2 separate regions of the Homo sapiens genome follow, and region 1 is linked to region 2. Evidence: read pairs that join two places in POLR2A ChIA-PET (ENCODE). Cell type or tissue: MCF 10A. All regions are shown on one strand. Each heading gives the region's core, and the rest is flanking DNA. Links, peaks and the distances in the headings are about the cores only.

Region 1 (9,773 bases), core at 1-8,000, 61 kb before region 2:
CAAGCTCTTTCCCAGAGTAATTTCATATTAAAATAAGAGGCTTTTTCTCATATTTTAAGACAAAATAGAAAAAATGCATACAGATATCTATTTTTTCTTGATGAGTTAGACTTTTTTGAGACGCAGTCTTGCTCTGTCTCACCCAGGCTGGAGTGCAGTGGCGTGATATCTGCTCACTGCAGCCTCCACTTCCTGGGTTCAAACAATTCTCCTGTCTCAGCCTCCGAAGTAGCTGGGATTACAGGTGTGTGCCACCACACCCAGCTAATTTTGTTATTTTTAGTAGAGACAGGGTTTCACCATGTTGCCCAGGCTGGTCTCGAACTCCTGACCTCAGGTGATCCACCCGCCTCAGCCTCCCAAAGCGCTGGGATTACAGGTATGCGCCACCAGGTCTGGCCTAGACTCTTTATTTCTAGGAAAAACAATTCTCTGAAACTTTACAACTACTTTTAATATTAAGGGTATTCTATTTTAAGTTTTTGATGTAATAAGAAAAATGGATGGCTGGTATGACAGCATAACAGTCACCAAGCAATATGATAATTTGGATTTCATAAGAAAATCCTGACTGGGCGCGGTGCTCACGCCTGTAATCCCACACTTTGGGAGGCCGAGGCGGGTGGATCACCTGAGGTCAGGAGTTTGAGACTAGCCTGGCCAACATGGCAAAACCCCATCTTTACTAAAAATACAAAAAATAGCCAGGTGTGGTGGCACGTGCCTGTAATCCCAGCTACTTGGGCTGAGGCACAAGAATCACTTGAGCCTGGGAGGCGGAGGTTGCAGTGAACTGAGATTGCGCTACTGCACTCCAGCCTCCAGCCTGGGCAACAGAGGGAGACTCCATCTCAAAATAAATAAAAAAATAAATAAATAAAAATAAAAAAGAAAGAAAATCCTTTATTCCTACTTCTGTAACATAATAGCCTATATTCAAATCTAGAGATTTCCTAAAATGCTTCTTTTCTAACACTGGCTGATCTACTTTACTTTAGATCAACAACTTGTAGAGAGACTAAAAATCACTCGTTCTGTTATACTCATTCCATGCCCAATAAAACAACTATTACCTTCCAAATAAAAATTCAAATCTAACTTATTCTACTTTTGAACTACATGATCTCAATGAAGCTCTAAAATTCTATGATTCTATGACCTGGTAATATCACTCTCAATATCAATATAGTCCAGAAACCAGCTTCAAATCTAATTCCTGCAGTTAATAATTTAATTGAATTACCCCTAGCCCAGGCCTGAGAAATGAGAAAAACTGAAGAATGAACAGAAATGGTGTAGACACTAGGGGCCGAAATGTCCCCTGGACATTTATGCTCTAAAGCGTTCTACCCTTTTCTTCTCTTTTTTCGATTTGCTAAATCTTCTCTGTATTGTTCCAATTTTAGTATATGTGCTGCCGAAGTGAGTACTCACTACTCTTTTTTAACTCACCAGTATTAATACCATCTTGATGTGTTCCCCTTGCAGACACAGAATGGGGTCTAAGAAACTTGGGCCAAACTAGAAAGGGCCTAACTCTTGAGTCAGCTCCTCCAAACAAGGGCTAGAGTTGGAGTGGCTTGGTAGAGCTCGCATATGGCATTTTAGTTTATGTCCCACACTCATAAATGCTGATAATTCCTTCTGTTAGACTTACTTTTAGAATGCTCTAGATAAAATTAACTTGTAGCAAATTGAAAGTTCATTCTGAATTGGAAAACATTTAAAAAATAAATTCAAATTTAAACTTTTTCAAATACAGTCACGCTTCACTTAAGGATGGGGATACATTCTGAGAGATGTGTCATCAGGTATTCTCATCACTGTGGGAACATCTTAGAATGTTCTTACACAAATCTAGATGGAACAGCCTACTATAACCTCGGCTAAGTGGTATAGCATATTGCTCCTAGGCTATAAATCTGTATAGCATGTTATTGTACTGAATATTGTAGGCAACTGTAACACAATGGTAAGTACTTGTGTATCTAAACATTGAGAAGGTAAAGATATGGAATTATAATCTCACGGGACCACTGTCCTATGTGCAATCTGCTGTTAAACAAAATGTTATGCAGCATATGACTGTACATGCATACTAGAGAGGTTCTACAGGGAGTCTGAGGCTTAAGATATTTTTACTGAATTCGCTGAGGGTGGTGACGCACACCTATAAGTCCCAGCTACTCGAGAGGCTGAGGTGGGAGGATTGCTTGAACCTAGGAGTTCCAGGCTGCAGTGAGTTGTTATTGCGGCACTGTAATCTAGCCTGGGTGACAGAGTGAGACCGTCTCAAAAAAAAAAAGATATTTTTACTGGAGTAAAAATTGATATTTCTAAGGAGGTTAAGAGTTCTAAAAAGTTTGCATTTCTAAATATTTAAAACTCTGCCCAAGAAATTTAGACTAATAACACTTTTCATAAAAAAAAAAAAGATTTGCTGAGCAAAGTAAATTTCTCATGTATTGTGGAATGTCTCAAGTATAGAGATTTATTGTCCTAGTAGCTCACAACTTAGTTAACAGATTTTTTTTGTCTGAAGTTTATTGTTGGAAGTATCATCTTCCTCCCTTAAGGAGAGTACATTTAGTGGGGGAGGAAATTATCAGTACATTTGTTGTGGCTTTTGGTTGATCAAGTTTGAATGTTTTCAAAACAGGAAATCCAGAGACTCTGCAAGGATTCCTGCCTGTGCGTTAGTTTCCTAGGCTGTTTTTCAGCTTGATGTATGTACTTGATATTAAAATTAAATGAGTAATTTCAGAAGTTCTCTTTAGATGTGATAACCCATCATTAGTGAGGGAAAAAGATTGGCTACTAATAAACATGTTGGGAAAGATAAATGAAGTAACCATGCCAAAAAAAAGTCAAACTGTAACAAAGGCATAATTAAGAAAGCAAAACATTCATTGTAGCTAGTCTTCTCAGAGAGACAATAAATGACAGAACTAGTGTCTGATGCTGTAATAGGACAGTAAACATTTGTGATAGCTCTTATAAATATTTTCTACTTTACATGTGGACTAATCTTTTTTTTCCTGGTAAATCTAACCCTTCACAATTGGACCCTGCAGTACTATAAAATCTTAAACGGATATACATCCAGACATATACACCCCAGTTTATATAAAAAACCAAAACCATCGCCTTGTAATACTGACAACATTCGGAATGTCAGAGTAAAAGGAGGTATCACAGCCTCATGGTGAATACAGCCCATTGATTCTCTACATCTACAAGTAGCAAAGGGCATTGCTGGGTTAACTGGTTTCTAAACTTGGAACACTGATGTGAAAAGTTCTACGAGACTGCTGACAAGAACTCACACACCACTTGGAGCCACGGAAAGACTGCTGATTGCCACAGTAGGGGCCCTGATTGCAGTAACAGATGCAGATGAGCCTAGCTCCTATAGCTCCACTTATTCTTTTTAATGTTATCTTAAAAATTCCTACCAAAACAAAACAGAACAAAAACCATGGCAGCTCTGGCTGTGGAAGCCCTGTGGTTGCTTTTTGACCTGGCATCTTTTAGTGCAAATACTAACTTAATAAATATTTAATAATAACCATCGTGACTCACTGGGAGTGCAGCCTGTAGGGCTCAGGAGGTCTGTTGCTAATCCCAACCAGCATGATTTACGGGAAGTAAATCATCTATGACATGCCCAAAGAGAATAAAAGTACATACAGGATGCTTCTACTTAGGGCTTTTTTGGTAGAGAAAGAAATAAACAAGTTAAAAAGAGACAACATTTTTTTCTTGACTTAAAGACTATGTAACTTAAAGGGGGAGGGAGGTCCTCCAAATCCCCACAAAGTCAAACCAAACCAAATTACCCAAGCTTAGCTGCGCAATCGGAGTGTAACCACATCAAGCGAGCTGCAAAACATCACTTAAACTGGAGCTCTGACTTATTGTTCTCTTACTGCCCTAGAGCAATTTTGTTTTGAAGAGCACAGAACACCCTGTTCTGAATGTGGCTGGCACATGAACTCGATGTGCTGACAGCAATTTGTACTCCGATTAAAATAGGGGGGAAAAAAGGAAAGAGAGTGCACAGCAGTAACAAAAATGAAATGCAAGAACCCCTAAACCATGCAATTTGTATTTTAGGAAGCAAAACTGAGAAAGAGGCTCCATAACTTAAAAAACAAAAAACAAAAAGCTGTAAATGCTCCAGCCTAAAGACATTAGCTCTGGTAAGTGTCTATTTTTCCCTTTTCTAATTATAGTAGTTGGTGTCTGATAGCTTTGCACTCATTCTCAAAACAATTACTGGGTCATGAGGATCTGAATGGGAATGTTGTAATGGCATTACTACTCGACAAGACTGGTTATCTGGCCAGAGAAAACCAGGTTGTGACAGGTTACTCCCACTGAGCAAGAGTTTTCTCTGTTGCCTAATTCATGCCAAGTGAGCTTCTTTCTGCCTGTGTCTCCTGCCTAATAGAGCACAGTATCCAAGAGAGTAGGATCTTAATAACCCCCTGAAAAAGCAAGCAGAGATGGCTTTCTAAAAGCAGGAGAACAAGAGAAATACTTCCAACACGCATGGTGGTCAGATTTCCCCTAAGCTGTCCGCCTTCCTCCTCTGCACTGTTTTGTACTACTTAGGATGAACACACACCACTGTAAGATTGCTTACAGAACTGACGGACAGATGCTAACAGGCGTGGAACCTGGCTCCTGGAACTGAATAACATTTATGCAAATGATTTCTTTTGGTTGATCAAGTTTGAATGTTTTCAAAACAGGAAATCTAAACAAGAAGTATACACCCAGCAACAAATTCTCCATGAACACCAACCCTTACCAGTCTTCCCTTCACACCACTATAGCACTTGAGTTAGACCTGGATTCCAGTCCCATTCTGCCACTTCAATTATGACTTTGGGCAAGGTAATTAAAGTGATCTGAAGCTCAGTTTCTTCACTGATAGAATGTGGATAATACACTAGCTAAATGATAATTGTTGAGAGGATTAAATTAGATACTGAATTAGAGCTTTTAATCTAGCACCTGATATTCATTCATTCATTCATTCATATGTCAGGGTGTCTATCATGTGAAAATGCTGTTGTTAAGTGTGGATATACAGAGACAAACTAAAGGAATGTTAGCTATAATTATTTTCCTGTGCCTAGTGGTAAATTATACCAGATTAAACATGTTTTAGAGCTCTGTGTAAGAAAACATTTACTGGTTCAACACAGAAAGCTGTCAAAGTATGAATAAAATTCTTAGTAGGCAAAGGCAGTATCTTGTACTTCTTTTGTGCCTCACAGTACCCAGCACAGAGTTCAGGGCCAGCAAGTAAATATTTATTTAATGACTAATCTTAAAATAGGGCATTAAGGACAGGGTGGTAATTTTCACTAATTTATACAAATTTTCCTTTTTGAATCTATTAGTATTCCTATTTTAATAAATTCTAGGAAGCTATACAAATTTTATATTGATATGGAAACTTTGTTTTTTAATACTATTCTAAAATAAATGGCCAATTGGCTGGAATTTTTTTTTTTTTTGTAACAACAACAACAGCAGCAGCAGCAACAAAAGACTGTTTTCTTTCTTTTTTTGAGACAGAGTCTCGTTCTGTTGCCCAGGCTGGAGTGTAGTGGCGTGATCTTGCCTCACTACAACCTTCACTTACTGCAACCATCTGCCTCCCGAGTTCAAGGACTTCTTGTGCCTCAGACTCCCAAGTAGCTGGGACTACAGGCCCGCACCACCATGCCCAGCTAATTTTTGTGTTTTTAGTAGAGATGGGGTTTCGCCATGTTGGCCAGGCTGGTCTTGAACTCCCGACCTCAAGTGATCCTCCAGCCTTGGCCTCCCAGAGTGCTGGGATTACAGGTGTGAGCCACCGTGCCCGGCCTCTTTATTGTTTTTGTTTTGAGTTGGGGGTCTCACTTTGTTGCCCAGCCTGGAGTGCAGTGGTGTGATCATGGCTCACTGCAGCCTCACACTCCTGGACTCAAGCTACTCTCCTTCCTCAGCCTCCCTAGTAGCTGGGACTACAGGCACACACCACCACGCCTGGCTATTTTGTTGTTGTTGTTGTTAAGAATGGGGTCTCACCATGTTGCCAGGCTGGTCTTGTACTCCTGGCCTCAAGCAACCCTCCCACCTTGGCTTCCCGAAGTGTTGGGATTACAAGCGTGAGCCACCATGGCTGGCCAGAAAGACTTATTTTCTACTATGATTTTATTCTACCTGAAGACTTGAAGATAACTTTTTGGAAGAAAGAAATTATATAAATCCAAAATATTTGAAAGAATAAACACTGGCCACTTTAGACCAAGTACCATATTACATTATTTTGTGAAAACATATAATAAAATGGTTTCAAGAATTTGCTCCTATTCCTAGACTTATATCCCAGGACATTCATAAATACTTCAAAAGCATATGAAAAACAAAAATGTAAAGTCTCACAGCTCCATCAGATCTCAATATGGGCAGACGTAATCTTTCCTCTATTTTCAATTTTTGGTACCTTTTTGATTTTAGTGTTTCATTTATAAAGAACACATAGCTAGATACTGTTGTTGTTCTCACTTTATGAGACCTTTTGCCTTTAATAGGTGACTTTATCCCATTCATATTTTTTGTAATCACTGATATGAGTGGTTTTATTCTTGTCTTTGGTTTTCTACACAGTGTTTTCTTTTTTTTTTTGAGATGGAGTCTCGCTCTGTTGCCCAGGCTGGAGTGCAGTGGTGTGATCTCGGCTCACTACAACCTCCACCTCCCGGGTTCACGCCATTCTCCTGCCTCCCAAGTAGCTGGGACTACAGGCGCCCGCCACCATGCCCAGCTAATTTTTTGTATTTTTAGTAGAGATGGGGTTTCACCATGTTAGCCAGGATGGTCTCGATTCCTGACCTCGTGATCCACGTGCCTCGGCCTCCCAAAGTGCTGGGATTACAGGCGTGAGCCACCGTGCCCGGCCCGTGTTTTCTTATTTTTTAAAACAATTTTTGCTCAATTGATGAAGTTTTCCTTGTTCCTCTATTTCCCCACTCCACATGGGGTGATTTGGAAATTCTACATGCTATTCTTACTAGTACTTTCCATTAAAGTCTGAACAAATCATTTAAAGATATATATATATACCTCTTTATCAATGTTCAGAATCAATCAGCATAAAGCATTCAATAAAATCCAACATCCCTTCATTATAAAAAACCCTCAATAAACTAAGCATCAAAGGAACATACTTCAAAATAATAAGAGCCACCTATGACAATATCTTTTTTTTTTTTTTTTTTTTTTTTTTTTTTGAGACAAGGTCTTATTCCATTGCCCAGGCTGGAGTGCAGTGGTGCAACCATAACTCACCGAAGCCTGTATCACCCAGGCTCAAGTGATCCTCCTGCATCAGCCTCCCAAGTAAGCTGGGACTACAGGTGCATGCCACTATGTGTGGCTAATTTTTTTTATTTTTAGTAGAGACAAGGTTTCACTATGCTGCCCAGGCTGGTCTTGAACTCCTAGGCTCATGCAATCCTCCTGCCTCGGCCTTCCAAAGTCTTGGGATTACAGGTGTGAACCACTGCACCCAGCCGTCAATATCATACTGAACGGGCAAAAGTTGGAAGCATTCCGCCTAAGAACTGGAAAAAAACAGGGTGTCCACTCTTAACAACTCCTATTCAGCATGGTACTGAGCCACAGCAATCAGTATGCGGCAAGTCCTAGCCTGAGCAATCAGGCAAGAGAAAGAAATAAAAGGCATCCAAATAGGAAACCAGACGTCTACCTCTCACCATATACAAAAACAAACTCAAGATGGATTAAAGGCTTAAATGTAAGGCCTGAAACTATATAAATCCTAGAAGAAAAGCTAGAAAATACTCTTCTGGACATTGCCTAGGCAAATAATTTATGATTAAGTCCCCAAAATCAAATGCAACAAAAAGAAAAACTGACAGTTGGGACCTAATTAAAGAGCTTCAGCACAGCAAAATAAGCTATCAACGAAGCAGATGGACAAACTACAGAATGGGAGAAAACATTTGCAAATTATGCATCTGACAAAGGACTAATATCCAGAAAAGAACTTAAACAAATCAACAAGAAAAAAGCAAATAGCCCCATTAAAAAGTAGGCAAAGGACACGAAGAAGCAGCCAACGAACATGAAAAAATGCCGAACATCACTAATCATCAGAGAAATGCAAATCAAAACCACAATGAGATACCATCTCACAACTGAGTCAGAATGACTATTAATAAAAAGTCAAGGCCGGGCGCTGTGACTCATGCCTTTAATCCCAGCACTTTGGGAGGCCGAGGCAGGCAGATCATGAGGTCAGGAGATCGAGACCATCCTGTCTAACACGGTGAAACCCCGTCTCCACTAAAAATATTTTAAAAAATTAGCCGGGCGTGGTGGTGGGCGCCTGTAGTCCCAGCTACTCGGGAGGCTGAGGCAGGAGAATGGCGTGAACCTGGGAGGCGGGAGTTGCAGTGAGCCAAGATCGCGCCACTGCACTCCAGCCTGGGCAACAGAATGAGACTCCGTCTCAAAAAAAAAAAAAAAAAAAAAAAAAAAAAAAAAAAAAGTCAAAAAAGAACAGATGTTGGCAAGGTTGTGGAGAAAAGGGAATGCTTAAACAGTGTTGATGAGAATGGAAATTAGTTCAGCTCCTGTGGAAAGCAGTTTTGGAAATTTCTCGAAGAACTAAAAATCAAAGTACCATTTGACCCAGCAATCCCATTACTGGGTATACAACCAAAGGAAAATAAATCGTTCTATCAGAAAGATAGCTGGCATTTACACTGACATGTTTACTGCAGCATTGTTTGTGTGTTTGTTTGTTTTTTGAGACAGAGTCTCACTCTGTTGCCCAGGCTGGACTGCAGTGGCAGAATCTCAGCTGACTACAACCTCCACCTCCCAGGTTCAAGCAATTCTGCCTCAGCCTCCCAAGTAGCTGGGACTACAGGCGCCCACCACCACACCCAGCTAATTTTTGTATTTTTAGTAGAGGCAGGGTTTCACCATGTTGGCCAGGCTGGTCTTGAACTCCTGACCTCAAATGATCCACCCACCTCAGCCTCCCAAAGTGCTAGGATTACAGGCATGTGCCACCACGCCCAGCCTGTTTTGTTTTGAGACAGGGTCTCGCTTTGTTGCCCAGGTTAGACTGCAGTGGTATAAATGTGACTCAAATGATCCTCCCACTACAGCCTCCTGAGTAGCCGGCACTACAGGCATGCACCACCATGCTTGGCCTTTTTTTTTTTTCTGTAGAAATGGGGTCTTACTATGTTGCCCAGTTTGGTCTTAAACTCCTGGGCTCAAGTGACCATCCCACCTTGGCCTCCCAAAGTGCTGGGATTACAGGCATGAGCCACACACAGCACTTACTCTTAAGCACAGTTATATTCTTAATAGCAAAGACACGGAGTCAACCTAGGTGTCCATCAATGGTGGATTGGATAAAAATGTGGGCTTCCTTCTGCCACGGCCACCATTGGAGAGCAGCGGCCATGGCTCTGTGCTGCCCTATGGCCATGGGCCTCAACAAGGGCCACAAGGTGACCGAGAACATGAGGACGCCCAGGCACAGCCGCTGCTGCAGGCACCTGACCAAATATACCAAGTTCGTGCCGGACATGATCTGAGAGCTGTGTGGCTTCACCCCATACGAGCGGTGCACCATGGAGTTACTGAAGGTCTCCAAGGACAAATGGGCCCTCAAGTTCATCAAGACAAGGGTGGGGATGCACCAAGAGGAAGCAGGAGGAGCTGAGCAA
Region 2 (17,055 bases), core at 3,050-11,049:
TGTGTAGAAAGAATAAAAAATCTCGGCCATCTTAAATCCCCATCTTAAATTCCATAAAAATATGGAAGGAAGAAAAGGCCAATAAACTCAGATCTACTATTAACTAGCTGTGGAATCTCTGGCCCTCACTCAGTTTTTCCATCTATACTTTTCGGGGGTTAGACTAGAATCATATCTAAGGTTTATTCCAACTCTGTTATTTTGTATTTATTCATTAAAAAGTAATTTATAAATATATGTTTTACTTTTGGGGAAAATGAGGTTTGCTATGTGGAAGGAAAAACAATTTCCAAGGGATAGAAAGTTATCTTAACAATACAGAGTTCACTTTCCATTGCAACCCTCTGGCAAAATATGAATTCTGAGCTTTACCCACTTACATGTGGTATTAGTTTTCTACAGATGCCATAAGAAATTACCACAAACAGGCTGGGCAAAGTGGCTCATGCCTGTAATCCCAGCACTTTGGGAGGCCGAGGCAGGTGGATCACTTGAGGTCAGGAGTTCGAGATTTGAGACCAGCCTGGCCAACACAGTGAAAACCCATCTCTACTAAAAATACAAAATTTAGCAGGGCATGGTGGCGCGTGCCTGTAATCCCAGCCACTCAGGAGGCTGAGGCAGGAGAATTGCTTGAACCCGGGAGGTGGAGGTTGCAGTGAGATGAGATCGTGCCACTGCACTCCAGCCTGGGGAAACAGCAAGACTCCGTCTCAAAAAAAAAAAAAAGAAAAAAGAAAAAGAAAAAAAGCCGGGCACGGTGGCTCACGGCTGTAATCCTAGCACTTTGGGAGGCTGAGGTGGGTGGATCACAAGGTCAGGAGATCGAGACCATCCTGTCTAACACGGTGAAACCCTGTCTCTACTAAAAATACAAAAAAAAAACTAGCCGGGAGTGGTGGCGGGCGCCTGTAGTCCCAGCTACTCGGGAGGCTGAGGCAGAAGAATGGCGTGAACCCGGGAGGCGGAGCTTGCAGCGAGCTGAGATCGCGCCACTGCACTCCAGCCTGGGTGACAAAGTGAGACTCCGTCTCAAGTAAAAAAAAGAAAAAAGAAAAAATTAACACAAACTTAGTGGCTGAAATAATACCAATTTATCATCTTACAGTTCTGGAGATCACAAGTCCAGAATGGGTCTCACTGGGCTAAAATCAAGGTGTTGGCAGGGCTGCATTCCTTCTGGAGGCTCCGGGAGAGCACTCATCTCCTGGCTTTTTCCACATTCTAGAGGCTGCCCACATTTCTTGGCTGGTGGCCCCCTTCCTCCATCTTCAGCCGGGAATACTGCATTTCTTTGATCATTCTTGTGTAGTCATCTCTCTCTCTGACTATAGTTGGGAAAGTTTTCCACTTTTAAGAACCCACGTGATTAAGTTGAGCCCACCTGGATAACCCAGGATAATCTCCCCATTTCAAAGCTTTTAACCTTGTTCACATCTGCAAAGTCCTTTCTGCCCTATAAGGTAACATATTTACAAGTTCCATTTTTGAGGATCCATTATTCTCTCTACCACCGATACCTAATCATCCAATCAAGATCCTAAGAATTTCTCTCAAGCTTGGAATTCCATTGACTTCCTCCATTTTGTACTTAGGGGGTCTCACAACATTCTTTCCTTTTCCTTTTCTTTATTTATCATCCAGTTGGATAACAATGTTCTAATCTAAAATAAAATTTAACATTTTATATCATTCTGAAAATACATTCAGAAATTTAGAAAACATAAAGTAAAACATCTGGTTTCTCAATTTTGTAATAAAATTATAAGGCCAGGCACAGTGGCTCACACCTGTAATCCCAGCACTTTGGGAGGCTGAGGCAGGCAGATCACGAGGTCAGGAGTTTGAGACCAGCCTGGCCAACATGGTGAAACCCTGTTTCTACTAAAAAAAAAAAAAAAAAATACAAAAATTGGCCAGGCGCAGTGGCTCATGCCTGTAATCCCAGCACTTTGGGAGGCCGAGGTGGGTGGATCACGAGGTTAGGAGATCCAGACCATCCTGGCTAACACGGTGAAACCCCATCTCTACTAAAAATCCAAAAATTAACCGGGCGTGGTGGCGGGCGCCTGTAGTCCCAGCTACTCAGGAGGCTGAGACAGGAGAATGGCGTGAACCCCAGGAGGCAGAGCTTGCAGTGAGCCGAGTTTGCGCCACTGCACTCCAGCCTGGGCGACTCCGTCTTTTTTTGAGACTCCGTCAAAAAAAAAAAAAAAGAACCTCCAGAACAATGCTGAACACAATTGGGAATAGCAGATATCTTGACTTGTTCTAAATATTATATAGGGAAAGCATTCAGTCTTTCAGCATTAACTATGATTTCAGCTATTGGTTTTTCACAGATACCCTTTATCATATTGAGAAGTTCCCTTATTTTCCTAGTTTGCTGAGTTTTCATCAGCAAGGCATGTTAAACTTTGTTAAATGTTTTTTCTGCATCTATTGAGCTGATCATATGCTTTCTCTTGCTAATGTGGTACATGACATTGGTTTTCAAATGTTAAACCAACCTTGGATACCTGGAATAAACCCTATTTGGTCACTGTATTTTATCATTTTTATATGTTGTTGGATTCAATTTACTAAAATTTTGTTAAAAAATATTGCTGGCTGGGTGTGGTGGCTTACACTTGTAATCCCAGCATTTTGGGAGGCTAAGGCGGGTGGATTGCTTGAGCCCAGGAGTTCGAGACCAATCTGGGCAACATGGCAAAACCCCATCTCTACCAAAAAATACAAAAATTAGCTGAGCATGGTGGCACACACCTGTAGTCCCAGCTACTCAGAGGCTGAGGTGGGAAGACGGCTTGAGCCCAGGAGGTGGAGGTTGCAGTGAGCCATGATCACACCATCACACAACCACACTCCAGCCTGGGCAACAGGGCGAGACCCTGGTTCAGGAAGAAATAAGTAAATAAATAATAAAAATCATAGAGTGACTTAAGAAATATTCCATCTTTATCAATTTTATGGAGGAGTTTGTGTAAAATTGGTATTATGACTTCCTAAAATGTTTGGTAGAATCAGGAATACCATGTAGGCCTAGAGTTTTCTTTGTGGGAATTCAATTTTTTTTTTTTTTTCGAGACTGAGTTTCGCTCCTGTTGCCTAGGCTGGAGTGCTGTGGCACCATCTTGGCTCACTGCAACCTCTGCCTCCTGGGTTCAAGCGATTCTCCTGTCTCAGCCTCTGGAGTAGCTGAGATTACAGGCATGCGCCACCACACTCAGTTAATTTTGTATTTTTAGTAGAGATGGGGTTTCTCCATGTTGGTCAGGCCGGTCTCAAAGTCCCGACCTCAGGTGATCCGCCTACCTCAGCCTCCCAAAGTGCTGGGATTATAGGCGTGAGCCACCAAGCCTGGCCGAATTCAATTTCTTTAATAGATATAGGACTTTTCAGGTTGTTTCTTCTTCAGTGAGCTTAGGTATTTTGTATCTTTCAAGGAATTTGCACATTTCATCTAGCTGTCTAATGTATTACTATAAAGTAATTCATATTATTCTCTCATCCTTTTAATAATTATAGAATCTGAGCTTTGTTAGCAATTCTTTCATTCTTGATATTGGTAAGTTGTCTTCTCTCTCTGATTCCTGATTAGTCAGGTTAGAGTTTTATCAATTTCATTGTTCTCAAAGAACCAGCTTTTGATTTCACTGACTTTCTCTACTAGTTTTCTTTTTTTCTATTCCACTAATTTTGGCTTTTATCCTTAACTCTTTTCCTCTGTTTACTTTGGGTTTAATTTTCCCTTCTTTTTCTAATTTCTTAAGGTGAAAGCTGAGGACACTGATTTGTGATTTTACTTCTTACCCAATATAGACATTTAGTGCTATGAATTTTCCCCTAAACATTTGCATTAACCACAACCCACATATTCTGATATGATTTTCATTAAGTACAAAATACTTTCTAAATTCATCTTTGATATTCTTCTTTGACCTGTGGGCTTCTTAGGAATACATTAGTTTCTAAATATTTAATAATTTTCCAAGTATCTTTCTGTTATTGACTTTTAATTTAACTCCCTTTTGGTCAGCATACATACTTTATGATCTAAGTCACTTTAAATGCATTGATGCTATTTTTTTTTTTTTTTTTTTTTGAGACGGAGTTTTGCTCTTGTTGCCCAGGCTGGAGTGCAATGACGCAATCTCAGCTCACCGCAACCCGTGCCTCCCAGGTTCAAGCGATTCTCCTGCCTCAGCCTCCTGAGTAGCTGGGATTATAGGCATGCACCACCACGCCCGGCTGATTTTGTATTTTTAGTAGAGACAGGGTTTCTCCATGTTGGTCAGGCTGGTCTCAAACTCCCGAGCTCAGGTGATCCTCCCGCCTCGGCCTCCCAAAGTGCTGGGATTACAGGCATGAGCTACCGCGCCTGGCCAACACTGACACTATTTTATGAACAAAAATATGATCTATCTTATTAAATGTCCTGTGCTGTGTGCAACTGAAAAGAATGTGTATTCTGCTTGTATTGGGTAGAATACTATGTAAATGTCAATTAGGTTAGTTGACAATGTAGTTCACATCTTCTAAATTATTTTTTGTCTACTTGTTCTATCAATTATTGAGAGACAGGTGAGGTATTGAAATCTCCAACTATAATTTTAGATCTACTTATCCTTTCAAGTTCTATCAGTTTCTGATTCATGTATCTTGAAGCTCTGTTATTAGGTGCATATTTAGGACTATTAATTTCACTTGAAGGCAGCCAATCATGAAAGGCCATACATTATATGATCCCATTTATACGAAAGGTTCAGAATAGGCAAATTCATAGAGACAGAAAGGAGACTGGTGGTTGCTTAGGGTTAGGGGAAACAGGAGGAAATGGGGAGTGGGAGATTTCTTTTTAGGGTTATAAATGTTCCAAAGTGGGACAGCAGTAATAGTTGCACAAATCTGGAAATATGCTGGAAACCACTGAATTATATACTTTATTTTATTTTTGATTTACCTTATTTTATGTATTTATTTATTTATAGAGATATGGGGTCTCGCTACATTGAGCAGGCTGGTCTTGAACTCCTGGTCTCAAGTGATCCTCTCATCTCAGCCTCCCAATGTACTGGGATTACAGGCATGAGCCACCACACCCGGCCTGAATTGTACACTTTAAAGGGGAGAATATTATGGTATGTGAATTTTATCTCAATTAAGCTGCTAAAAAATTATTCTACTCAATGGATGACCATAATTCATGAATGATATACATTCCTTCCAACTTATTAATACTATATAACACTGCTATGAACATTTTTGTGCCTAAGCTTTTATCATATGTAATTGAAAGTATGGCTTCTTGGCTGGGCGCGGTGACTCGTGCCTGATCCCAGCACTTTGGGAGGCTGAGGTGGGCAGATCACCTGTGGTCACGAGTTCAAGACTAGCCTGGTCAACATGGTGAAACCCCGTCTCCACTAAAAATACAAAAATTAGCCGGGTGTGGTGGCAAGTGCCTGTAATCCCAGCTACTCAGGAGGCTAAGGCAGGAGAATCACTTGAACCCAGAAGGCAGTTGCAGTGAGCAGAGATCGAGCCACTGCACACTACAGCCTGGGTGACAAGAGCAAAACTCCGTCTCAAAAAAAAAAAAAAAAAGAGTATGGCTTCTTGAACACAGTCTGCTTGAGTGAGAATCTTAGCTTGACAACATAGCAACTGTATGATCTTGTGCAAGTCACTTACCTTCTTTGTGCCACAGTTTCCCTATCTAAAACACAAGGTTATCAGTTATCAACATCTCTTGGGATTGTGAGGACTAAAGTAATGCACATAAAGGGCTTTGTACAGTGCCTGTTACATGGTATACTTTCAACATTAGTAGTAGTAGATGTTGTAATTATCATTTAGTTTTTGTTACTTTCTCTTTTTTATTTATTTATTTTTTTAATAGAGACAAGGTCTTGCTATGTTGCCCAGGCTGATCTCAAATTCTTGGGCTCAAGTGATCTTCCTGCCTCAGTCTTCCAAGTTGCTGAGATTTACATGCAAAAGCCACTGTGGCTGGCTAGTTTGTATTATTTTCTTAAGAAGATTTTCAGAAGTGGTATGACCTTGTCAAAAACCATGAGCATTTATTTACGTGTCTTTTTTTTTTTTTTTTGAGACAGAGTTTTGCTCTGTTGCTCAGGCTGGAGTACAGTGGCACAGTCATGGCTCACTACAGCCTCAACCTGCCAGGCTCAAATAGTCCTCCCACCTCAGCCTTCTGAGTAGCTGGGATTAGAGACATGCACAACCACACCCAGCTAATTTTTTAATTTTTTTTTTTTTTTGTAGAGACAAGGTCGCACTATGTTGCCCAGGCTGTTCTTGAACTCCTGGGCTCAAGCGATCCTGCCACCTCAGCCTCCCAAAGTGCTGGGATTACAGATGTGAGCCATCACGCCTGGCTGTGTCCAAATATATTTCAACAAACTGCATCTCAAACTGGGTATACTAATATTTGGTGCCACTAGTAAGTATATATAAATATATAAGAGAACAAGGATTACCTAGCTATCATAATTACAGTAAATTTGTTTTGTTAATAGGAACTCATTTTAATTGTGCATTCATTTTTGCTGCTTTTGGCCCTTAGTTGTTTGAAAGCCAATAGTTTTCTAATTATACTATGAATCCTACACACCATGAATACCTACTGAATATGAAATGTCTGTAAGACCCTGTTCTAGGAGCTACAAAGAAAACTGAAATAAGTTAGCCCAAGGATTTTTTGTGAAGGCAAAGAAACATTTTAATTCCAAATAATTATTATTAGGTAGAAGAGAGCTACAAAGTGTTTCTGAGGGTCCCAAGGAGGCAGAAGATGGCAGTGTCTGAGCTGGATAGGCATACTTTCAACCGGCAAGGGTGTGGCAAGAGTAAAATCAAGGCTGGTAAAAGAACACAGCACGTTTCAAGCCTAAGCAGCTTAAGTGCAAAGTGGCTCCGGGTGGAAATGATGAGAGAGCAAGAGCACAAAGAGGACCCTCTAAAACAGAGCCAGTGACCATGTGAGCTGAGGGGGAGGGCTTCTCACAGGGCAAACGGTACAGAAAGACGCGAAGACACAAAGCATCATGACCCATCCAGGGAGCTGCATGTGATCCCACTTGGCTAAAGTGAAGGGTACATGTGGGAAAGAAGCAGATGATGCTAAATAAACAGGCAGAGGCCTGACTGTGAAGGACCTTGTGTGCCAAAGTAAAGTACGTGAACATTATTCCAAAGGCAACAGGGAACTGAGGCATTTTTAAGAAAAGAAATGACAAGCAGACTAGCTTTAAGAAAAAATTACTCTGGCACTCCAATGGTTTCCCATCTCACACAGGATAAAATCCAAAGTCCTTCTTATGCTTAATACCCTATACATGCTGATCACTCGCTATCTCTGAAATTATTTCTCCTTTTCCCTCACTCACTGCTCTGGCTACAGTGGCCTTCTTGCTGCCCCCTCCCATGTGCCCTTTCCTCAGTGCCTTTGCACTTGCTATCCCCACTACCTGGAACTCTTCCCTGGTTAGCTGCATAGCTCACTCCCTCACTCGCTTCAGGTCTGCCTTCATGTTCAAACCTTTTCTTATCAGAGTTGTTTTACTGTTACCGGAAATAAAAGAGCAAAAATCGACTATAATCAGCCCCACTATGTTTTCCTCCAGTGTATTTATAGTATTTGTATACTGCCTGTCTCTCCTTACTAGAATGTAAGCTCTATGATGGATCTCTTCAATAACCGTGTGACATTGAGATTGTTACTACTGACACGTCCAGACAGCAAATCTAATGGACGAGCTAAGTAATCTATCCAAGGATATACTTCTAGTGAACAGTGGAACCAGGGAGACTGACTCTGGAGCCTGCACTCTAACTATTTTACATACTGACTCCCCAGAAGTGTCACAGGTCTCTGACTCTGATTCTAAAGCATTTCCTGTGAACAGGCTCCATGCTGACAAGCACTAAGCCAGCAAAAATTCTGAATTCACAGTATGTTCTTCTAAAAAGATGGTGATTCTTACAATTTGTATTAGCCAAGTTTTAAAAGCCAGGGAATATTTTTTAAATAATCAATTAAAATGTACAAAGTATCTGGACTTTTACCTATCCAAAAATTAGCTGTTTTTTTTTTAGACCCACAGATATTCAAACAAGATGAAAGATTTTATGAACTAAAAGGAACACAGCATATGACACCAAAAACTACCCAAGACCCTTTTTCCGTTACCATATTCAATTTCAGGAATAAAACTCAACATCTTTAAAATAATCATCAAATTTTCTGACATGCCACTCCCGGAGGAAGAACAATGTGGTATCTACAGGAAAACATCCAGCAAATACAGTATCTCATGCACAGTAAAAGAATGAAAGGTAGGCTGCAGTAACATTTGTCTTTATTCTTTCCCCACTCCTGAAATTATTAAATTTCCTCTCTGCCTGGGCATTCTTTCATCCCATCTCCCATTACTATCAGTATCCTCTCCTTAAAATGCAGTTGTCAATCAACAGTTGTCCCCATCAACCACTTCATACCAGAACTCATCCACTCTTAATTTCAACTATTACCTCTATTAGTATAACTCCCAAATCCTAATAGAGGTAGTAGCTGAAATTAAAAGTGGCATAATTTCTCCCTCTTTCCTTCTCCAATCTTTGATTTCTCTCACTTCAGGACCCTTTTATTTCCTTATGTTTTTAAGGAAAATTAACTTTTTCAAAATTGGTCCCTTCTCCATTTATTTCATAATCTGTATTATCTGGCCATTCTCCTAGGTTTGCAACTTCAATATAATTTTTCTCCACTTAATCAATAGGACCGCCAACTATTCATTGTGTTTCTTATCTTACTTTCGACTCCATAGCTATCATCATATTTTGAGTTTTCTTCCTCTCCTTTGTGAATTACTACAGTTCTCCAGAGGACCTGCCTACCTCCAGACGGCTCACTCACTCCCACTCATTCTGTATACACTGCTAGTGAAGCCTTTCTGACACAGCACACCCACCACATTACTCTCTAATTCATGGACCTTAAATAGTGTTCCAACACAACAAATCTAAACTTCTCAAACCAGCACTCAGGGTCTTCTGCTCCTTTAGAATGTCACTAGTAAATGCTCCTCTTTTTTTTTTTTTTTAGAGGAGTCTCACTCTGTCACCAAGCTGGAGTGCAGTGGCGCGATCTCGGCTCACTGCAACCTCCGCCTCCCAGGTTCAAGCAATTCTCCTGCCTCAGCCTCCCGAGTAGCTGGGACTACAGGCGCGTGCCACCACACCCAGCTAATTTTTTTTGTATTTTTAGTAGAGATAGGGTTTCACTATGTTTGCCAGAATGGTCTCAATCTCTTGACTTCATGATCCGCCCGCCTCGGCCTCCCAAAGTGCTGGGATTATAGGCATGAGCCACCGTGCCTGGCCATAAATGTTTATCTTAAACATTCTAAAAAGATAAAAACCTAGAAACCCAACATTCTGATCTTCTTCATCTAAATCTGTACAATACACACTATGGGTCTGTAGAGGTCATAGTACACTATCTTCCACCTAACTTCAACAGATCACATCAGGCAATGGAACTATGGACAGTCCCCAACTTATGGTTTGGGTTACGAGTTTCAACTTTATGATGGTGAGAAGGCGATACACATTCAGTAGAAACAGTACTCCAAGCACCCATACAACTATTCTGCTTTTTCACTTTCAGTTTTCAATAAATTATGTGAGACATTCAACACATTATAAAATAGGCATTCTATTAGATGGTTTTGCCCAACTGTAGGCTAATTTAAGTGTTCTGAGCATGTGTAAGGTAGGCTATGATGTTCAGTAAGTTAGGTATATTAAATGCATTTTCAACTTGTGATATTTTCTATTTACAATGAGTTTATCAGGAGGTAAAACCACCATAAGCCAAGGAACATATATATTACCTAATGTATCATCTTCTGAACATCTCAAGCTACTATGACAAGGATTCATTTTCAGAAGTTTAATCCTTCTAATCCACAAAATTAAAGTGTGTACAGTTATCAGAAAAATAACACTTCATATCTTTAGTAAGAGTACAAATTTGTTGAATATTTTTAAGGGCGAATTTCCCAATATCTACTGAAAGTTTATGTGCAAATATCCTTTAGCCCAGCAATATCACTTCCAGGAAATAACCTGTAGATATTCTCACAGAAGCAAGCAAAAATACATGCAGAAACACTACTATTATAGTTAAAAAAAAAAAAAAAAAAAAAAAAAGGAGGGGAGTGGATTTCCTTCATAGACTTCTATTATACATCTCTACAATGGAAAATTATATAATTAAAAATAAAGACACAGTTACAAACGAATTGATATGGAAAGTTTAAGAATGCCATGAAGGGGAAAAAAAGCTATTTATAGAACAGAATATAATTATTCTATTTGTGTAAAGAAAATGTATATGAAGGCTGGGCACGGTGGCTCACGCCTGTAATCCCAGAACTTTGGGAAGCTGAGGCAGGCGGATCACGAGTTCAAGAGATCAAGACCATCCTGGCCAACACAGTGAAACCCCGTCTCTACTAAAAATACAAAAATTAGCCGGGCATGGTGGCAGGCGCCTATAATCCCAGCTACTCGGGAGACTGAGGCAGGAGAATCCCTTGAACTCGGGAGGTTGCAGTAAGCCGAGATTGCACCACTGCACTCCAGCCTGGGCGACAGAGCGAGACTCTCTCAAAAAAAAGAAAAGAAAGAAAATGTATATGAAGAGAAAATACCTAGAAAAAATATAGTAAGCCATTAATAGTAGCTAATTCTGGAGAATGGGGCTCAGGGGAAGAAACAATAAATTTTCACTTGTTTTGTGTGTGTGTCTGTGTGTGTGTGTGTGTGTGTGTGTGTGTGTGTGTGTGTATACATAGATGCATGCCTTTTAAAAAAATCAGTTTATTAAATTTACATTAATAAAGAAAACTGAGTATAGCAAAGGCTCTTAACCTTAGATGAATATAATTGATCTTGATTATCCACAGTACAAGAAATATGAGCTACTAAAAGTGCTTAATGAGAAACTCATCCATTCATTCAACTATTTATGGAACACTTACTAGGCGTCAAGCATTGTGCCTGATACTGACATAATGGTGAACAAGAAAGACCTAGTCCCTGCTCCCAAGGAACTTACAGAAAGGCCTTTTGGACTCCATTTTTCCTGTCTCCCCTGTAAGAACCACTCTGACTTACAAGTGTGTGCTCTCATTATGCCTATTACGCTTATGGCTCCCATAAGACAAATATTAATTAATAGAATCATTATATCAACCAAAAAGAATCCTTAAAATGATTAACCCGTTTCCTCCATAATTAATATTTAAAGTTATTAGAAGCATAATCTGTGGAAAGAACAATTCAACAAGCACTCTTTCAAATAAACAAATAAGAAGTAACCTAGTTGGCTGGGTGCAGTGGCTCATGCCTATAATCCCAACACTTTGGGAGGCCGAGGCAGGTGGATCACCTGAGGTCAAGAGTTTGAGATCAGCCTGGCCAACATGGTGAAACCCCATCTCTATTAAAAATACAAAAATCAGCCAGGCGTGGTGGCGGGTGCCTGTAATCCCAGCTACTCAGGAGGCTGAGGCAGAAGAATTCTCTATTAAAGATACAAAAATCAACTAGGCATGGTGGCGGGCGCCTGTAATCCCAGCTGCTCAGGAGGCTGAGGCAGAAGAATCACTTGAACTCAGGAAGCAGATGTTGCAGTGAGCTGCGATCCCGCCACTGCACTCCAGCCTGGGTGACAGAGTGAGACTCTTTCGAAAAGAAAAAAAGTAACCTAAATGTTAAATGAAGTTTAAGGGAAATTAGCTAAGAACATTCAAAAAGGGAAAAAAATTATAGGAAATTTTTATTTTATTTTCTTCACTAATTTAATTTTTCTACAACGAGTGTGTAACACAATAAGAAAGTAAAAGTTATTATTCAAAAAGAATCCTCTATGGCAACAGCAGATCAGCCACTGCATAAAATCCAACTCTTCTTCCCACTATACCCAGCCCTTTACGGTCTGGCCTTGCTGAGACTCCTTGTGTGAGCCCAGAGCCCACTCCCCTTTATGCTGGAAACAGCATCCCGGGACTTTCCTCTGGGAAGCCCTGCTTCTCCCTCTTAGGCTAGGCCCAGTGTCCATTTTTTGCCAGTCAGTGCTTTCTATCCCTTTGGCTACCACAACAGTTCAGGGGTAAACACACAACCCTAACAGACCAAAACCAAAATCAATCCTGAAAAGAGTCTAATTTTAATGAAACTATTAAATTGATTATAATTAAGTGACATGTAATACAGCTAAAAATCCTTTTAAAAACTTTGTAATAAATGGAATTTTCACTTAATGTGGCCCCTAAATGTTCTGTGTGACTACAATTTCATATCATAAAACTGGAATGGAATAGTTATAAGTCACCTCTTTTGTTGTTTTTTTTCTTCTTTTTTTTGTATTATTATACTTTAAGTTTTAGGGTACATGTGTTTTGTTTTGTTTGTTATTATTATACTTTAAGTTTTAGGGTACATGTGAAGTCACCTCTTTTGTTAAAATGCACAACAATAAAACAACAAAATATAATGACACAATTTCCATTTCTAAGAAACTATCAGAACTTCATGATTGTCTTAAAGAATTAGAATGTTAAATTCCTATCAATCACATCCTGTTAAAATACTAAGTATAGAAACAGTAAGAAAATGCAGCTCAACCAAGCATATACATTAGTCATATTTCCTCTGATAATTTTTTTTTATAACTTCAAAACTAAAGACTCCTGTAGGAAGTATTTTATAAGGAACCTAAAATGAAACAATATCTAAGAAAACACTTGAGATGCAATTAACTTTTCAAAAAAAGTTTGATCAATTAATCATTTTCTTCTCAACTCTAAGAAAGCTATAGACTGTATTAATAAATCACAGGAAAACAAAGTTAAATTCAGTGTATGAAAACAGAAGTTAACCATTAGAACTCCCTAAGACTGAAATAGGCTATCCTGTAAAACAGGGACCTCCTCTTCCTTGGAACTAAGCTAAAACTAAAACTCTGGAATTCTCTGGAAATAAGACATCCTTGAGGAATTCAATTGATGTGCCAGCTGTTTTGTTTCTTGAAAGAATATAGCTGAATACATACAATAATCTGTTGCCTTTTTTTCTAGCATTGCACAATATTCCTGGCCTACAATGCACATACTGTATCTATTATCATATTTAAGCATCTGATATGAATCCTTAATATTCATCTCTAATTAAATACATACATATTTCAGTTTTCAAAAGAGCATGGTTTTCAGTAAAGTATCATATATATGTTTTCCACAGTCTAAATACAATACATTTCCTGAACTTTTAGCTTTCAGTTTCCTGTTCGTCAGTGGCTACAGCTCTAGAGGCAATACATAAACACACCCCAGCCATGGTATTTCCACTTTTGACAACAGTGGACATGAACTTAATATGACCAATATAATTACAATGCATAGAATGGTACCTGATGGCTAAGACAGCAACAGAAGAAATTCAATAATTTTCAAAATTAGAAATATAAATTATGTTCCATATGTAAGAATTCACATAACAAACCTCTTATAACTTATGACTCAGAAAAAGTTTCTCTCTTCTGAAAAATTGAAAAAGCTTTCTTTACTGGACAATAACTATAAAAGTCACCCTGTTTCCTTTTTTCTCTTGCTTGCCAGGAAGCTCAGAGCTAAATTTAATGTTCAAACACAGAAACTATCTTGCCTCAGATTACTGGTATAAAGATTTCTTCCCATTCCCCCATTCTGCTCATTATTTCTCAAGTGATTTATGCTCATTTTCTGTCTTTGTTTTTAATGGTCTTTGCCTGTTTTGCTTTAATCACAAACTATCAAATCCTTTTCAATGAATAGGTTAATATAAATTATAAATTAAAGAAAACTTAATGACCTTAGTTTGTATCTTCACATCACTGCATAACTTGTTAATGCAATTTATAAAAAATGAAGGTTCTAAAAGGTATCTTTGCTGTTTTAGAGTTAATTATTTCACATGAATCATGATTCACGATTCACTTTTAGAAAAGCCAATGACAATTTTTTTAAATAAAAGAATGATAGAATGAAACAAGGATCAAAACTTAAAATTACTAAATTAGAGACACAGAATTAGGAGGATTCAAAATTTTTTAATGTTTTAAATTTACTAACAAAATTGGTCTGGCAAAGCTAGATAACTATCATAAAAAATTAACTTACATAAAGTGTATTAAATTCTCAGTGGGCACGGTGGCTCATGCCTGTGATCCTAACACTTTGGGAGGCTGAGGCGGGTGGATCACTTGAGGTTAGAAGTTCGCCCTGGCCAATATGGTGAAACCCCGACTCTACTAAAAATACAAAAAAAAATTAGCCGGGTGTGGTGGTGGGCACCTGTAATCCCAGCTACTCGGGAGGCTGAGGCACAAGAATCGCTTGAACCTGGGAGGCGGAGGTTGCAGTGAGAAAAGATCGTGCCACTGCACTCCAGCCTGGGCAACAAAGCAAGACTCCATCTCAAAAAAAAAAAAGAAAGAAAAGAAAAGAAAAGAAAAACTCATATACTGCTATCTGTGTCATTAGCTGCAGAGTAGACAACAGGTATAAAAATATTGAAATAGCCTAGGAATCTAAGAAAAAGGGAAAAAACTCAGTCACATATTTAAAAAATATAAATGCACACATACACATGAAAATATCTCATATATGGTAATACCAAAGTTTGTTAAATGGAGGTAAAAGCAAAGTATTAATGAAATTAATAAGCCAGGTGCAGTGGCTCATGCCTGTAATCCCAGCACTTTCTGAGGCCAAAGTGAGACGATCCCTTGAACCCAGGAGTTTGAGACCAGCCTGGGCAAAACGGTAAAACCAAACCCTGTCTCCACAAAAAATAGAAAAGTTAGTTGGGCATGGTGGTGCACACCTGTAGTCCCACCTACTTGGGTGGCTGAGGTGGAAGGATTGCTTGAGCCAGGGAGGTAGAAGTTGCAGTTAGCTGAGATCGCACCACTGCACTCCAGCCTGGGTAAGAGAGTGCAATCCTGTCTCAAAAAAAAAAAAAAATAATAAATAAATAAACAAAAACAAGTTAAAAGAAACTACAATCCAAACTGACAAATCTAGCCAAAATCTTAAAAAATATATCATGAATTACAGAAAATCTAGAATATAGTCATATTAAAAATGGAAAAGTGAAATGAACACATTTTATAAAAGAAAAGACAGCCTATAAAGCGCCTAACATTATATTAAAAGGTCCCCACTTTTAGGAGACACAAATAAAATGAAAATAAAGGGAAGGAACAAGGTAGCCAAATAGTATCTATAAAATGAAAGTGAAAAAGTCAATTATCCCTTTCTCTCTCAAGGTATCAGAATTGCAGGGTAAATACCTAAAGAAGTTAAATTACAAAAAACTTCATATTCTAAGAATGAAGTTAACAGCAAAATTTATTACTATGTAAATTTAAAAGGCTAGCAACCACCCATAAATACAGTTTTAACATATTTTTTTCAAACAGCAATAAAATAATTCAACATAAGAAAACATTTAAAAAATAGAAACAGAAGTTCCAACACAATATATGAAGGGGCTAAGAGAAACCTACACACACAAACTCAGCCCTCAAAAGAACCCTAAAATCTAATTTAGAAGAATTTTTTTTTTTTTTGAGACGGAGTCTCACTCTGTCGTCTAGGCTGGAGTGCAGTGGCGCGATCTCGGCTCACTGCAAGCTCCGCCTCCCGGGTTCACACCATTTTCCTGCCTCAGCCTCCCCAGCATCTGGGACTACAGGCTTCCGCCACCACGCCCAGCTAATTTTTTGTATTTTTAGTAGAGACTGGGTTTCATTGTGTTAGCCAGGATGGTCTCGATCTCCTGACCTCATGATCCGCCCACCTCGGCCTCCCAAAGTGCTGGGATTACAGGCGTGAGCGACCGTGACCGGCCACTATCTTCTCGCTTAATAGCATAATTAGAAGATAAAATTTGTTATAAAGGGTAATCATCCAAATACAAAACAAGTTACAGATCAGAAAAGGGGGGAAAAAATCCCCTTTTACCTTCAGAAAAATGAAGACAAGAAAAAGAAACCAAACCATGAGAAATATAAATAATCTGATACAAAGTATTGAGGACATGGAAAAAAGTTTTGTATAGGCATTTGTGAATTATACAATTCAACTTCAGTGTTTAAAAATAATAAAGAAAAATTAATATTTCAGTAAAAATCAATCTAGTCCAGAAGCTTGCTTTTTTTTTTTTTTAAAGAAATAATGTGGCAGATTGCAGAGGTCTACGACATCTTTATGCATCCCAGGCCACTTTTTACCTCTCTAATCATGGGAAAGAATACACAACATGAAAAGCTTACCATTTGCAAAATGATTTCTTGATTATGCTTATGGCGACTAAAAAGTATTTGTGGCTGGAGGCGGTGGCTCACGCCTGTAATCCCAGCATTTTCGGAGGCTGAGGCGGGCGGATCACAAGGTCAGGAGATTGAGACCATTCTGGCTAACACGGTGAAAACTTGTCTCTACTAAAAAAAAAAATACAAAAAATTAGCTGGCGTAGTGGCAGGCGCCTGTAGCCCAAGCTAGTCGGGGGGCTGAGGCAGGAGAATGGCGTGAACCTGAGAGGCGGAGCTTGCAGTGAGCCGAGATCGCGCCACTGCACTCCAGCCTGGGCAACAGAGAGAGACTCCGTCTCAAAAAAAAAAAAGAAAAAAAGTACTTGTACATTATGCAAATGTTCAAAATGCAGAGAGGGCAAATGTATTTAAACATACGTTTCCAGGGAAGAAAAGGAAGTGATGTGATAGTGAATTGGTGATTGGGAATTAACATTATATAAGAGAAAAAATTACCAGCCCTGTAAAAAGGGAAGAGAATATTTATTGAGCAACTGGTATGGCCAGACGCTAAGCTTAGGGCTTTATACCTTCTATCACATTACATCTAGGTAGAAAAACAATGTAGAAGAAAATGCTTGAATACATAACATACCATTATGTGT

What was found. ChIA-PET counts read pairs that join two places held together with the same protein. Peaks named below come from ENCODE experiments on the same cell type or tissue, not always from the same donor. Only the 100,000 strongest peaks of a DNase experiment are listed, where the experiment ranks them.
Region 1: POLR2A ChIA-PET joins it to region 2 with 13 read pairs; 11 of 35 experiments call an interaction of 5 or more read pairs at or near these places.

What each region holds. Positions count from the first base shown.
Region 1 is chr6:35,598,122-35,607,894 of GRCh38, forward strand. The region is part of intron 5 of FKBP5 (FKBP prolyl isomerase 5); the gene reads right to left. It also overlaps the pseudogene RPL36P9. Among named protein-coding and RNA genes, the nearest start is that of LINC03135, 59 kb to the left of the region's middle. RefSeq lists an enhancer at 3,071-3,576 and a silencer at 4,251-4,545. In MCF 10A, for the core only: no CTCF peak of the experiment used is centred there; DNase peaks (open chromatin) are centred at 3,380, 3,890 and 4,370.
Region 2 is chr6:35,656,181-35,673,235 of GRCh38, forward strand. The region is part of intron 1 of FKBP5 (FKBP prolyl isomerase 5); the gene reads right to left. It overlaps MIR5690 (microRNA 5690), which reads right to left and starts at 8,609; the gene lies at 8,537-8,609. RefSeq lists enhancers at 6,516-7,017, 7,018-7,517 and a silencer at 15,926-16,125. In MCF 10A, for the core only: no CTCF peak of the experiment used is centred there; no DNase peak of the experiment used is centred there.